Regions from separate parts of the Homo sapiens genome. Here region 1 is linked to region 2. Evidence: read pairs that join two places in POLR2A ChIA-PET (ENCODE). Cell type or tissue: Panc1. All regions are shown on one strand. Each heading gives the region's core, and the rest is flanking DNA. Links, peaks and the distances in the headings are about the cores only. Region 1 has its middle 6.1 kb from the start of ZSCAN4. Region 2 overlaps ZNF530 (zinc finger protein 530).

Region 1 (4,393 bases), core at 77-4,076, 54 kb after region 2:
TAAGTATCTCACCCTGCAAACAGATAATTATATTTCTAAAAGTGTCTTGACATTCTCATTCTCATGTACTCACAGTACTCTTCTCTATCCTCAAAGTTTCTGAATTGCTTCTCTGTTCCTGTCTCCTCTGTTATTCTGCCTCCCTCCTCCCTTCCTTGCCTAGTTTAAGTGGATTTTTAGCAAACAAAAGTGTTGACTAGAGGCTGTGAGTGAAGGGCATTTTTACCTCCCCTGGCCCCCAGTGTAGATTCCTCTTCTGTCTACACAGAATCCTTCAGATCAGGATAAAATTGAGCCTTCCTTACTAGTTACTACGATTTTTGAAGAATTGGTGTGATTGATAACCACAGCAACAGTGTTTGGACTTTAGAGAAACTTTATTCATGCCCACACTATGTCTACTGACCTACATTTTGTTACTTAAATTCATTTTAAGATTTCTCTTCCAAAAGTTTTCCAGTTATTCTCCTCTTTTGATTCATTGATCCCCTATATTTTTATTTTACCAGTAATTTCATAACTTCTCTTAATATTAAAATATTTTAATGAATATTTGGAATAAACGTATGTGTCTATGGTGAATACTCACTGGGACACACTATACCCCTCCTTCTTCCACAACCTCAACCTAAGGAAGGAACACTGTCTACAAGTGGTGAGGATCCTTCCAGATAGATTTCCATTAATTTACATAAATTTTGCAAGATCTCCCTTAACTCACCTCTGCTTGACTTACTGCTGAGTAAATTCTTTCTCCATATTCCCTTCATGTAACGTGCTAATCAGTGACCATAAATCACACATGATTGTTACTGGTAGAATCAATGCTTTCAACTCCAACACGTCTGTCTCCACAGGTTGATGTATATATTTATCAACAGGGAGTTTTCTCCTCCCAAAAGTAATGCCATTTGCTCTATTTATTCAATGGCATAAGTGGTTTACTGTAATAAAAACTACTAAACTATAATCACAAAAAGGAAAACTTTTTATTTTTATAAAGCCTAAATAAAATGTGCCAGAAACAAAAATTAGAGATTCTTTAAAAATGCTATTGAGGTAAAAGTGAGTGATAAAAGTAGACCTGTATAAATACAAGTCTGTGAATATTCTGTACTCAGAATTTTGACATCTTTAAGTGTTTTAGCTTACTTTAAAGAACTACCATGCTGGGCGCGGTGGCTCACGCCTGTAACCCCAGCACTTTGGGAGGCTGAGGTGGGCAGAAAATCTGAGGTCAGGAGTTCAAGACCAGCCTGGCCAACATGATAAAACCCGTCTCTACTAAAAATAAAAAAATTAGCTGGATGTGGTGGTGCACGCCTGTAGTCCCAGCTACTCAGGAGGCTGAGGCAGGGGAATCACTTGAACCTGGAAGGCAGAGGCTGCAGTGAGCTGAGATTGCACCACTACACTCCAGCCTGGCCAACAGAGCGAGACTCTGTCTCAAAAAAAAAAAAAGGAAAAGAAAAAAAGAACTGCCAATTGTAAATTTGTAAATCATGTTTAATTATAGTTTATGATAGAAAATAAAAGAAACATAAAATTTCTTACAGAAGAATTTAACCCATAACAAAGTTTGAGCAAAGTAATACAAGCTACAATTAAAATAAGTCATTTCAATTTCATTTGAATGTGAGCCAAACATTTTATGTTTTTATTTTTTTCTCAGGATTATATCTTTTTATATGTTGTATTTTTTTCTTTTATCTGGCTATTAACAATAGTAAAGTGATTGATAACTTTCTCTTTTACATTCTATGTATTTAAATATCTTATTTAGATTATTTTAATTTGCAATTATTTTTCATTAATATTTCATTTTATTAAAAATTGCCTTTTTTCAGTGTTTACATATTAATGGCTTACTTATCCAAGATTGTAAAAATATACAAATATTTTTACCGCTGAGAGATTTGGTTTTTTGTTTGTCTGTTTTTGTTTTTTGAGAGGGAGTCTCACTCTATTGCCCAGACTGGAGTGCAGTGGCACAATGTCAGCTCACTGCAGCCTCCTCCTCCTGGTTCAAGTGATTCTCCTGCCTCAGCCTCCCATGAAACTGGGACTACAGGCTTGAGCCACCACGCCCAGCTAATTTTCGTATTTTTAATAGAGATGGGTTTCACCATGTTGGCCAGGCTGGTCTTGAACTACTGACCTCAAGTGATCCACCTGCCTTGGCCTCCCAAAGTGTTGAGATTACAGGCGTGAGTCACTACACCCAGCCTAAGACTATTCTTTACTTTGGGTTTTTTGTTGTTGTTGTTGTTTAACAGGCTGTCATTTGTCACCCAGGCTGGAGTAGAGTGGCACGATCTCAGCTCACTGCAGCCTCAACCTCCTGGGTTCAAGAGATCCTCCTGCCTCAGCCCCTTTTCTGCCCCTCACCCCCCACCCCCAATAGCTGGAACTACGGACGTACCACCACTTCCAGCTAATTTTTGTACTTTTTGTAGAGACTGGATTTCATCATGTTTCCCAGGCTGTCTCCAACTCCTGAAATCAAGTGATCCGCCCGCCTCGGCCTCCCACAGTGCTGGGATTACAGGTGTGAGCCACCGCACCCGGGATTGTTATTCTTCACTTTGAATCCCACATGTTATTTAAAGCTAAGACCTGAGGCAAAAAAAAATCACTTCTATATTTCAACTAATACTATTTTATTACTAGGTAATAAGTCCCAATATTTACATTTATGTACACATACACACACATTTCCTTTCTATACCATTAAGATAATGGTAGACCTTTATGTCAGGAAAATGCTATAGGCTGGGGGCGAGTGGCTCACGCCTGTAATCCCAGCACTTTGGGAGGCCGAGGCGGGAGGATCACTTGAGCCTAGGAGTTCGAGGCCAGTCTGCACAACGTGGTAAAACCATGTCTCTAAAAAAAAAAAAAAAAAAAAAAAAAAATTAGCTGGGCGTGGTATCATGAGCCTGTAATCCCAGCTACTTTCAGCTACTCGGGAGGCTGAGGTGGGAGGATTTCTTGAGCCTGGGAGGCAAAGGTTGCAGTGAGCCCAGATCCCACCACTGTACTGCAGCCTGGGTGACAAGAGTGACAACCTGTCTCAAAAAAAAAAAAAAAAAAAAGCTATTGGTAATTGAATTTATCTTTATTGAACAAATCCTCTTCATTGCATGCTTTAAATTTTGATTTGTTTAAATTTTATTGAATTGTAATAAAACGATTTTGAAATTACTAGAGAAGCCCAGGCGCTGTGGCTCACGCCTGTAATCCCACCACTGTGGGAGGCCAAGGCAGGCGGATCACCTGATGTCAAGAGTTCGAGACCAGCCTGACCAACATGGTGAAACCCCGTCTCTACTAAAAACACCAAAAAACAATTAGCCGGGCTAGCTGAAGGCACCTGTAGTCCCAGCTACTCAGGAGGCTGAGGCAGGAGAATGGCTTGAACCCGGGAGGCGGAGGTTGCAGTAAGCAGAGATCGTGCCATTGCAGTACAGCCTGGGCGACAGAGAGAGTCTCCGTCAAAAAAGAAAAAGAAGAGAAAAGAAAAAGAGAAAGGAAGGAAGGGAGGAAGGGAGGAAGGGAGGACGAGAGGAAGGGAGGAAGGGAGGGAGGGAAAAGAAATTCCTGGGCAGATGAAAGTGAGGGGTCGGGGGTCGGGGTCGGGCGCGGCGATGCCGCAGCTGCGGGGCTCGGTGGACTCGGCGAGCAAGAGCCCCAGGACGCTGCTGGCGGCGGGCGAGGAGCTGGGGCGCGGCGCGGGGCGGCTCTAGGCGCTGTGGCCGCTCAGCGTCTGGGACCCAGCGCCGCCCAGGTCAGGGAATCCTTGGTGTTCCCGCCCCGCAGCACCCGGGGCGGGGGAGGAGTCGGCGCGGTCGTGCGGCCGTGGAGGACAGCGAGACCCGGGGCTGCGGCTGCAGGCCGAGGGGCCCCTGGGACAGTGAGAAGCAGCGGCGGGAGCTAGTCACGGGGCAGGGAGCGCTCAGCGGTAAAGACGGCTTCATCTGACTCCAGGGCTGGCAGGCGGCCCGGATGGCATGCCGTCTCCTGCGGAGAATTCCAATTTCCCCCTAAATCGCTCAACAAGCGAGAAGGTTTTGGGATTCGAATTCAGTGGGGCAAGCGAAGTCGCCTTTCCTTCTTAAACAGATGGAATCCCTGGTCCACAAACGTACCCTGTGCCAATTTCATACAACACGCTATGGCTGCTGCGGATGAGAACACAGCAACTCTGCCAGATGAAAAGCTTCAAGGCTCTGTGAATCCAAGGTCAAAAACGCCAAAAAGGAAAGTCCTTTTCCAGGACAAGCGCACGCGTGCTGGTCGTGGAGCGCCCCCTCCTCATGGAGACCGGCCTGGGATTGATGTCCTTCATTAACAATGAGGCTAAACTGGGCTATTCCATGACTGACCAGGGGCA
Region 2 (4,393 bases), core at 111-4,110:
TATCCGAAAAACCCACCTCATTCGACACCAGACTGTTCACACTAATGAAAGGCCTTATGAGTGCGATGAATGTGGGAAATCCTATAGCCAAAGCTCTGCCCTCCTTCAGCATAGGAGAGTTCACACTGGAGAAAGGCCTTATGAGTGCAGAGAATGTGGGAAATCTTTTACCCGCAAAAATCACCTCATTCAACACAAGACAGTTCACACTGGAGAAAGGCCTTATGAATGCAGTGAATGTGGAAAATCCTTTAGCCAAAGCTCTGGCCTCTTAAGACACAGAAGAGTTCATGTGCAGTGAATGTGGGAAATTATTTTGTCACTTTTTTTTTTTTTTTTGAGATGGAATTTTGCTCGTCACCCAGGCTGGAGTGCAATTGTGCAATCTCAGCTCACTGCAACCTCCGCCTCCTGGGATCAAGTGATTCTCCTGCCACAGCCTCCTGAGTACCTGAGATTACAGGCACCCACCACCATGCCCAGCTAATTTTTGTATTTTTAATAGAAACAAGGTTTCACCATGTTGGTCAGGCTGGTGTTGAACTCCTGACCTCAGGTAATCCACCTGCTTCAGCCTACCAAAGTGCTGGGATTACAGGCGTGAGCCACCATGTCCGGCTTGTGTTGTGACATTTAACACAAGATTTCCCAAAGAAGAAAGGCCTTATATATGCTGTGAATGTGTTTTTGCTTGTTAGTTTGTTTTAACTTGGTATGACGGCACTGGAGGCTAGCCTTTGAGAAGAGCCTTCTCTGATGTGACTCATGTATCCAAACATCCATGGATTTCCCATAAATTTGAGGTATGTGGGAAGCATGTGTAGCTATGTTGTACTCTCTAAACCTGCCCAGGGACCTTACCAGATTCGTGTCACTGCCAGTTTCTGCGGCTGAAGCCTTTTCATCACTACCCGCTGGGAGACCCACAGAGTGTGCATCAGTCACCACCCCAACATGCTCAGGGAGGCAGAGTTCTTCCATTAGTTGGAGGAAAGCACGAGTAGTCTAAGCTCTTAGGGGGGTTTCTCATTTCCTCCTGTGGCTACATAGTGCATATAACTACCCCAGTGTTGGCCCCAGGACCTGATCTGAGTTCTGCTGGCAGCTTCCAGAGGATTGCCTTTTTTGAGGACATTGTTGATCTCAGGCGATGCTTGTGATGAAGCATTTTTTAGCTTCCACCACTTACCAGGAACTGCCTGTTAACTGGCTTGTGCAATGATAAAGGCCTTTTGTTTAAGTACCTTTAATCTTGTAAGTTGTATTAATTGTTGAGTAGTTTGGAAACATAATAGGACTCTGTCAGCTTAAAAGGGTATATAACATTTGTGGGGATTCAAATTTTGTTTGCCTCAGAGGGGACAGTATGCTCACAGAATATAGATTTTGCTCCATTTTTGGCCTATTTCGCATTGTTTCCAAGGCCTTCTAGGAGACACTGCAGGGCTTTCTGGCTCTGATTTTTGCCTGCATGTGGGCTCAGAGGTCATTCTGCAGAGGGGGCAGTTGTGGCAACTTCCATTGTTTCTGGAGACAACACAAAGTTTTTCTTGTTGAGTGAGGATATCACATAATGCCCTGCAATGTTTAGAATCCCTTAATGAGGTCCTGTGAAGGAGCTGTGTCCCTTGAAACACAGAATTCAGTGAGCTAGTGTCCCTAGCTATAAAACCATGGGGCTGGAGCGAAACATAATTGGTAAAGAAACGCTGGGTTGAATAATAGGGAATGGAGGAGACTGCAGCAAATTAGATGGACTGTTCCTCATATAAAGTTTCATCCGGCCGGGCGCAGTGGCTCACACCTTTAATCCTAGCACTTTGGGAGGCTGAGGTGGGTGGATCACAAGGTCGGGAGTTCAATAACAGCCTGGCCAAGGTGGTGAAACCCTGGAAGGCTGAGGCAGATAATTGCTTGAACTTGGGAGGCAGAGGTTGCAGTGAGCTCAGATCACACCACTGCACTCCAGCCTGGGTGACAGAGCGAGACTGCGTCTCAAAAAAAAAAAAAAAAAGATCCATTCAGGCCAGTCACAGTGGCTCATGCGTGTAATCCCTACACTTTCCGAGGCCATGGCGTGCAGATCACTTGAGGTCAGGAGTCAGAGACCAGACTGGCCAACATGGTGAAACCCCATCTCTACTGAAAATACAAAAATTAACCAGGTGCAGTGGTGCACGTCTATAATCCCAGCTGCTCTGAAGGCTGACGCACCAAGAATAGCTTGAACCCGGAAGTGGAGGTTGCAGTGAGCTGAGACCACACCACTGCACTCCAGCCCGGGTGATGGAGTGAGACTCTGTTTCCAAAAAAAAAAAGGCTGGGCGTGGTGGCTCACGCCTGTAATCCCAGCACTTTAGGAGGCCGAGGTGGGTGGATAACCCAAGGTCAGGAGTTCGAGACCAGCCTGGTCAACATGGCGAAACCCTGTCTCTACTAAAAGTACAAAAATTGTAAAAGTAAAAAGTAAAAGTAAAAGCTGGGTGTGGTGGCAGGCACCAGTAATCCTAGCTACTCAGGAGACAGGCAGAAGAATCTCTTGAACCTGGGAGGTGAGCCGAGATCGCACCATTGCACTTCGGCCTGGGCAACAACAGCGAAACTCTGTCTCAAAAAAAAAGTATCCACAAATGTTCCAGTGACTATGACTGCAAGATCACTGTGTGCAGAAATCTCTAGAAATGTGTGTCTTGTAGCTCAAGTTATTACTAGAGACAACAAGGGTTTTGTGGATTCCTGTAGCCTCTCTGGCCTGTTTACTTCAAGGCCATTGCTGCACAGACAAAAAAAAAAAAGGATGAAGTCAAGAGAGATTCGGTTGTCCTTGGTGCGGCTTTTGTGATCCAGTAGCAATCCTCTTAACGCTGATGGAAATGGCCTTCATTGCTCACCTGTATTTCCTGCCACTGAAGCAGGTCTGCCTCTACGTGGCCTGGGGAGCTAGATGGTAGAGTCAATAGAGACTTAGTAAACCAGACTTTTTGAAGTGTCAATGACCAAGATTGTTATTGCATCCATTAAAAAAAAATCAAGTTATAATTGATGTGGAATAAATTATATATATTTAAAGTGTACAACTTGATAAGTTCTGACATAAATGTAAACCCATGGAAGCATTGTTGTAATCATAAGAATGAGCATATCTCACCTGCATATTTTACTTTTGCTCTTTTATAATACATTCCAGAATATGCAGGCAACTTTTAACATTCCTTTACAATTGATTGACTTGAATTTTCTGGAATTTTATTTTAGACATCATAAAGTGTGTATTTTTTTGTGCTTTTATTTATAAAACTTCCCCTTAGGTAAGGGCCTGAGGTTAACTTTGGAGGTGACAGATATGTCCAACACCATTGATAGGGTGATGATTTCAAAAGTGTACATATGTGTGTGTGTGTGTGTGTGTGTGTGTGTGTGTGTGTATACTTACTGTTTTAATATGTGCAGTACATTGCATGTTGATTACACCTCAATGAACCTATAAAAAGTTATTCCATTTAAAAATCTGGGCCTCCCACTTCTATTGGAAACTGGACAACTTGACAGCCTGCAGTGTTTTGAAACAGCATGGATTGGGTGTCTTGTTTCCAGCATATGTCCCATGTTCCCCAACACTGTTCCTCAGGAAACAGGGAGGAACAGCTGTTCCTCAGGACCTGCTGAGTGGCCATATTCCCTGAAGGCCAGAAAAGTAACAAGGTGACCGTTTTGGACAAAATTCTGAGCTTAAAACCTTGCCTGAATCAGTAGCCCCCAAATTCATTGTGCACATCTTATAATTTCCAAGAACACACATATTAAGTGAATATTTTTATGTTTATAATTGTGAAATGGTCTGTTCAGGGCTGTCATTCCTCAACCTTTTTTTTCAACCACCCTCTCATTAAGGAAGCATATGTATTAATCATGGTTTCTGTTTTTTGTATTATATGTCTTGACATCTTAAAATTCTTGCTGGTGACAGAGAGACTTACCCTACCAGAGGTAGCTAATTTCTAAAAATAGTAAACAACTACCTTGAGAGCAAGGCAAGCCAACTACCCTCTTTATCTAACTCTTACTCACCAAGCCAATACTTTCCCTGCACTAAATCATCCCAGCGTTACTGCCAGTGATTTTGCAGCAGTCTGCAGCAATTTTGGTCCTTGCCTCCTCAGAAGAAAATTCAACCGAGGAGGCAGAGGTTGGCTTAAGGCACAGGAAGAGACCAAGGCAAGTTTTTTTTAGCAGGAGTGAGAGTTTATTAAAATGTTTTAGAGTAGGAGTGAAAGGAATCAAAGTACACTTGGAAAAGGGCCAAGTGGATAACTTGAGAGGTCAAGTGCCCCACTTGATCCTTGGCTTGGGACTTTATACATTTGCTTATTTCCCAGGCTCTTTATTCTCCTTC

The links. Peaks named below come from ENCODE experiments on the same cell type or tissue, not always from the same donor. Only the 100,000 strongest peaks of a DNase experiment are listed, where the experiment ranks them.
Region 1: POLR2A ChIA-PET joins it to region 2 with 7 read pairs; 6 of 35 experiments call an interaction of 5 or more read pairs at or near these places.

The regions. Positions count from the first base shown.
Region 1 is chr19:57,660,633-57,665,025 of GRCh38, forward strand. It overlaps a transcript of ZSCAN4 not described here and the pseudogene TPRG1LP1. Among named protein-coding and RNA genes, the nearest start is that of ZSCAN4, 6.1 kb to the right of the region's middle. In Panc1, for the core only: no CTCF peak of the experiment used is centred there; no DNase peak of the experiment used is centred there; H3K4me3 peaks cover 1,075 bases; H3K27ac peaks cover 416 bases; H3K27me3 peaks cover 730 bases.
Region 2 is chr19:57,607,025-57,611,417 of GRCh38, forward strand. It overlaps ZNF530 (zinc finger protein 530), which reads left to right. Exons shown (of 4, transcript NM_001321981.2): 4 at 1-3,074. The coding sequence ends at 301. Among named protein-coding and RNA genes, the nearest start is that of ZNF134, 5.0 kb to the right of the region's middle. In Panc1, for the core only: no CTCF peak of the experiment used is centred there; no DNase peak of the experiment used is centred there.